Linked DNA regions of Homo sapiens: region 1 is linked to region 2. A link is a contact called in ENCODE Hi-C data. All regions are on one chromosome and are shown on one strand. The core of a region is the stretch at or near the end of the contact, and the rest is flanking DNA. Distances in the headings are between cores, read along the strand shown. Region 1 holds the start of FGF2 (fibroblast growth factor 2). Region 2 holds the start of BBS7 (Bardet-Biedl syndrome 7).

Region 1 (3,123 bases), core at 162-2,661, 960 kb after region 2:
GCGGTGAGCCGAGATCGTGCCATTGATCTCCAGCCTGGGCAACAAGAGCAAAACTCTGTCTAAAAAAAATAAATAAATAATAAAAATAAAAACAGTATGCCTGGTTTTAAAGCTTCAAAGAATTTACTCATTCTCCTGTATGTAACATTCTAGAAATGCATCTGGAGTTAAAGCCTTCTTGGAGACTTAAGAACAAATGCACTTATGCATGGCCTTTTGAAACCTAATGTTTCTACAAGGAGGCACGTCCATACTTGCAACTCCTTCTAGAAGCTTCCCCAAATCTCCTGCCTCCCCACGCTGAGTTATCCGATGTCTGAAATGTCACAGCACTTAGTCTTACTCTTCTATGGCCTACTTTCTACTGCTATTTGTGTTACTCATGCTACCCATCTTATCTCCCTCAGTGTGTGAGACGCTGGCATCAGATTTGGCATCTCCCACACACTCAACATTATGTGTTGCACACAGTAGGTACTCAATACATGCAAGTTTTCTGAATAGATATTTTCCTAGTCATCTGTGGCACCTGCTATATCCTACTGAAAATTACCAAAATGCAATTAACTTCAATTTTACATTTGGGATTTACAGAAAATAACTCTCTCTCCAAGAAATGCATAACAATTTAGCTAGGGCAAATGCCAGGTCCGAGTTAAGACATTAATGCGCTTCGATCGCGATAAGGATTTATCCTTATCCCCATCCTCATCTTTCTGCGTCGTCTAATTCAAGATAGGTCAGTAAAGGAAACCTTTTCGTTTTAGCAACCCAATCTGCTCCCCTTCTCTGGCCTCTTTCTCTCCTTTTGTTGGTAGACGACTTCAGCCTCTGTCCTTTAATTTTAAAGTTTATGCCCCACTTGTACCCCTCGTCTTTTGGTGATTTAGAGATTTTCAAAGCCTGCTCTGACACAGACTCTTCCTTGGATTGCAACTTCTCTACTTTGGGGTGGAAACGGCTTCTCCGTTTTGAAACGCTAGCGGGGAAAAAATGGGGGAGAAAGTTGAGTTTAAACTTTTAAAAGTTGAGTCACGGCTGGTTGCGCAGCAAAAGCCCCGCAGTGTGGAGAAAGCCTAAACGTGGTTTGGGTGGTGCGGGGGTTGGGCGGGGGTGACTTTTGGGGGATAAGGGGCGGTGGAGCCCAGGGAATGCCAAAGCCCTGCCGCGGCCTCCGACGCGCGCCCCCCGCCCCTCGCCTCTCCCCCGCCCCCGACTGAGGCCGGGCTCCCCGCCGGACTGATGTCGCGCGCTTGCGTGTTGTGGCCGAACCGCCGAACTCAGAGGCCGGCCCCAGAAAACCCGAGCGAGTAGGGGGCGGCGCGCAGGAGGGAGGAGAACTGGGGGCGCGGGAGGCTGGTGGGTGTGGGGGGTGGAGATGTAGAAGATGTGACGCCGCGGCCCGGCGGGTGCCAGATTAGCGGACGCGGTGCCCGCGGTTGCAACGGGATCCCGGGCGCTGCAGCTTGGGAGGCGGCTCTCCCCAGGCGGCGTCCGCGGAGACACCCATCCGTGAACCCCAGGTCCCGGGCCGCCGGCTCGCCGCGCACCAGGGGCCGGCGGACAGAAGAGCGGCCGAGCGGCTCGAGGCTGGGGGACCGCGGGCGCGGCCGCGCGCTGCCGGGCGGGAGGCTGGGGGGCCGGGGCCGGGGCCGTGCCCCGGAGCGGGTCGGAGGCCGGGGCCGGGGCCGGGGGACGGCGGCTCCCCGCGCGGCTCCAGCGGCTCGGGGATCCCGGCCGGGCCCCGCAGGGACCATGGCAGCCGGGAGCATCACCACGCTGCCCGCCTTGCCCGAGGATGGCGGCAGCGGCGCCTTCCCGCCCGGCCACTTCAAGGACCCCAAGCGGCTGTACTGCAAAAACGGGGGCTTCTTCCTGCGCATCCACCCCGACGGCCGAGTTGACGGGGTCCGGGAGAAGAGCGACCCTCACAGTGAGTGCCGACCCGCTCTCTCCGCCTCATTTCCATTTCGTGGGTTCTCGCCCGCTCTCTCCCCTCCAGCCTGCACCCTCCTCCCGGATCTTCACTGCGACCCTAGCGCTCCGTGTGGTTTCTGGCCGCGCGGCCCTCGGCGGTTTCGGGTTCACCACTCACCCCCTCCTTTCCGGGCTGCGGCGTAGGCCCGGGTGTCCCCTGGGCTTTGGGGTGTGCCAATTTGCCCTGTAAACCAGTACCCCCGGCCCGGAGCCGCGGCGCGCCGGGGCCTCGCGGACTGGCTGTCTTCCCGCGGACAACCTGTCGCGTCGGGGATGCCCGCGGCCCCGCCATGCAGCTCTGGCCGCTTCTATCTGCTGCGTGCTGTCCCGGGGACAAAGACAGGAAGGACCGCAGCAGAACGAAACGGTCTTTACTGGAAAAACACCTTTCTAGAGTCCTGCCCTTAAATTCCGACTCGGGACGACCCGAGGCATATGGCACACTACTCTCACCCACTCTGTTTTATATTTTTCCGAATTGACGAAAGCTGAAAGAGCAAAAACAAAAACCAACCAGCCAACCAGCAAAAAATCCAGATGTTGTTAATAAAGTGCCATAGCTTTGTTTCAGTAGTGAAAAGAAGTGCAAACACTTTAATCTTCCACCTGCAGTGACTAGCTTTGAGACCTTGAGCCGACGCTTAACCCCAGAGCCGGTTTCCTCATCGCTCACGTGGGGCTAATATATTACTACCTTGCAGCAGGCTTGAGGATGAAATGAGAATTGCAGTTTTGCTTTCTGTAAGAAACAATGTTTGTGGTTCTAGAAAGAACACTGGCCTAAATAAGGAGTGCTTGGACTTTAGGGGATTCCCTAAGTCTGGAGTGGGGGCTGAAGATTTGCATTTCTAACATGTTCCCCGGGGATGCTGATCACATCACACTTTGAGAGCCACTGGTCTAGAGGAAAGAGAAAGAAAGGGGCATAAGATGAGCCGATTTACAACACTGATGGAATTTGAAGTGAGAGAAAGAGGACTAGAATATATTGTAACCTGTCCTCCTGTAAGTGTATGTAAACATGTGTTTTAAAAGCTGTGTGTTATGGCGTTCCTTCCTTTATGGGTTCCAGGTGGAGAATCTGATTCTCTCATTGCCTGAGAAAAGACCCACAGGGGTCCCAGCGCCACTCCCCTGTAGTTCTGC
Region 2 (2,887 bases), core at 126-2,625:
GAGGGTAATAGAGATGGAAGATATGGGACAGATTCAAGAGATATTTGGGAGTTAAAAGCAGTAAGATGTGGTGACCAGTTGGATATGGAAGTACATAGCATAAACCCCTAGAAAATTGACTGGGCAAACATTTGTACCATTAACTAAAATGAGGTGGCCTAAAAATATGATGAGGAATTGGGGTAGAGAGAATTTTAGGTCTGAAAGAAATTCTGAAAGGCAGTGTAGTGTAACAAAAATACACCAGTTCTGGAGTCCGAGACTTTGATTCAAATAGCCACTCCCTAATTTTTAGCTATTAAGCAAATTACTTGCCTTCTCTAACCCCTTAGATCCTCATTTATAATATTGTCTACTTTGCAAATTCTTATGAGGATTAAATATGTTGGTAGGTATGCTAAATTCTTAGAATAAGCTAGATGCACATTAAACTGTTGTCATTGCTTTTTTTCCCCCTTTCGAGACAGTCTCGCTCTGTCGCCCCAGCTGGAGTGCAGTGGCATGATGTCAGCTCACTGCAGCCTCCGCCTCCCGAGTTCAAGCGATTCTCCTGCCTTAACCTCCCGAGTACCTGGGATTACAGGCGCCCGCCACCACACCGGGCTAATTTTTGTACTTTTTGTAGAGAAGAGGTTTAACCATGTAGGCTAGGCTGGTCTCGAACTGCTGACCTTAGGTGATCCGCCCGCCTCGGCCTCCCAAAGTGCTGGGATAACAGGCGTGAGCCACTGCCCCCGGCCCGGTTTTCATTGCTTTTACCATGATCTGCCTGGTGCGGTACAGCTCACAGTAAGAAACAAGTGCCTGGTGCTCCGCAAAAGGGTCCGGGTAGAGATGGAGATTGAGGATTAGAGGCCCTCAGGCAGCCACGGCTAGGGAGGAGGAGAAGGGCCCTGGGGGGAATCCGGGATGAGACAGTGTCACATTTTCAGAGCATCCTCAGGACCCGGCAGAAGCCAGTACCGTGGGGGCTTGTGCCGCTTTTCCCCGGTCCCCTCGGACCGTCACAGACGAAAGGGAGCTGCCCAAAGGCGGGGTGCTGAGAGGTCGGCACCCAGCCCGGCTCCTTCGCCTCCGCACCAGCTCCTGGCGACCGAGACTTTCGTCAGTGGAAGGAAGGAATCCTCTCCGGGTGCTGGGCTTGCCCAGCGCGGCGCCCGCCCTATCCCTTGGGTTTACCTGCAGATAATCCATTCGGTTTAAAATCAGATCCATGATGACTACGCGGAGGGGCTAAGCAGCGCCGGACAAGAACAGGAGGGACAGAGGCTTCGGGCCCGCAGGCCTCCGACCCAGTCAGAAGGCTGCCCGCGCCCCTCAAAAGCCAGCCCCAGCTACCGCGCCTAGGTCCTGGGCTGCACAGGCGGGGCGACAGGGCAGTGGCGTCCTGCGTGACGTCAGTACGCTGCTGCGAGGGGCTCCTGGAAGAAGATGAAGGCCCGCCCCTTTCCCGAAGCACCGCCCACTGACAGCGTGTTCCAATCAGAGGCGGAGAGGAACAAAAGAGGCGAGGTCCGGGAGACCCATACAGGGCGGTTTCCACAGAGACCCCAGACGCAGTCTTGGCTCCACCCTCACCGCGGCCCAGGGCTAATACTGGACTTCTTTCCTTATCGCTGTAGAAAAAACTAGATAAGCCTGCTAGATTCTGACCGATTTCACTCTGACATTGGAAAGGGTCCTACAAAGAATTAGGTTCCACCGTTATAGGTGCTAGCTTACAGCAGCGGTTCTTAGACTTTTGGCCTTAGGACTTATTTACAAGACTCTTAAAAACCGTTGAGGAGCACAAAGACCATTTGCTTTTTGTGGGTTTTCTCTCATTTTTAATGTTTTTTTTATTTCAATAGTTTTGGGTGTACAGGCGGGTTTTGGTTACATGGATGAGCTCTTGAGTGGCGAATTCCGAGATTTTAGTGTACCCGTCACCCACCAGTGTACACTGTACCCAATATGTAGTATTTTATCCCTCACCCCGCTCCCAATCTCCTCCCTACCTGGAGTTCCCAGAATCCATTATATCGCTCTGTATGTCTTTGCATCCTCATAACTGAACATGCAGTATTTGGTTTTCTATTCCTAAGTTACTTCACTTAGAATAATGGCCTCCAGTTCCATCCAAGTTGCTGCCAAAAGATATTATTTCGTTCCTTTTTATGGCTGAGTAGTATTCAATGGTGTATATATACTACATTTTCTTTATCCACTCGTTAGTCAATGGGCACTTAGGTTGGCCCCATATCTTTGCAATTGCGACTTATGCTGCTATAAACATGCGTGTATATGTGTCTTTTTCCTTTGGGTAGATACCCAGTAGTGGGATTGCTGGATTGAATGGTAGCTCCACCTTTATTTATTTATTTAAGGAAACTTTATACTGTTTTCCATAGTGGTGGTATTAATTTACATCCCCCAAGCAGTGCAAAAGTGTTCCCTTTTCACCATATCGACACCAACGTATATTTTCTAAATTTTATTTTTTATGTTTATTTTTTTTTTTTTGAGACAGAGTCTTGCTCTTGTCCCCCAGTCTGGAGTGCAATGGCACTATCTCGGCTCACTGCAACCTCCGGCTCCCGGGTTCAAGTGATTCTCCTGCCTCAGCCTCCCGAGTAGCTGGGATTACAGGTGCCCGCCACCACGCCTGGCTGATTTTTGTATTTTTAGTAGAAACAGGGTTTTGCCATGTTGGCCAGGCTGGTCTCGAACTCCTGACCTCGTGATCCGCCTGCCTCATGGCCATTATTGCAGGAGTAAGGTGGTATCTCACTGTGGTTTTAATTTGCATTTCCCTGGTGATTTAGTGATGTTGAGCATCTTTTCATGTTTGTTGGCTATTTGTATATCTTCTTTTGAAAAATGTCCTTTGCCCACTTTTTGATGGGAT

Evidence for each region. A loop is a pair of places that touch in the nucleus more often than their neighbours do. Pooled maps may share reads with other maps.
Region 1: a pooled map shows a loop between it and region 2 (4-fold over the local background). The contact joins the promoter of FGF2 here to the promoter of BBS7 in region 2. A Hi-C loop is called at or near these places in 2 of 37 single-sample maps with no recorded cell type and 4 of 50 pooled maps.

Annotation. Positions count from the first base shown.
Region 1 is chr4:122,825,420-122,828,542 of GRCh38, forward strand. It overlaps FGF2 (fibroblast growth factor 2), which reads left to right and starts at 1,412. Exons shown (of 3, transcript NM_001361665.2): 1 at 1,412-1,933. The coding sequence starts at 1,756. RefSeq lists promoters at 271-1,453, 622-1,589, cis regulatory regions at 646-716, 717-755, silencers at 1,255-1,734, 2,075-2,369 and enhancers at 1,955-2,034, 2,317-2,842, 2,715-2,854, 2,843-3,123, 2,895-2,944.
Region 2 is chr4:121,869,099-121,871,985 of GRCh38, forward strand. BBS7 (Bardet-Biedl syndrome 7) reads right to left here and starts at 1,376. Exons shown (of 19, transcript NM_176824.3): 1 at 1,180-1,376. The coding sequence starts at 1,215. It overlaps BBS7-DT (BBS7 divergent transcript), which reads left to right and starts at 1,553. Exons shown (of 1, transcript NR_186650.1): 1 at 1,553-2,887. RefSeq lists an enhancer at 1,077-1,306.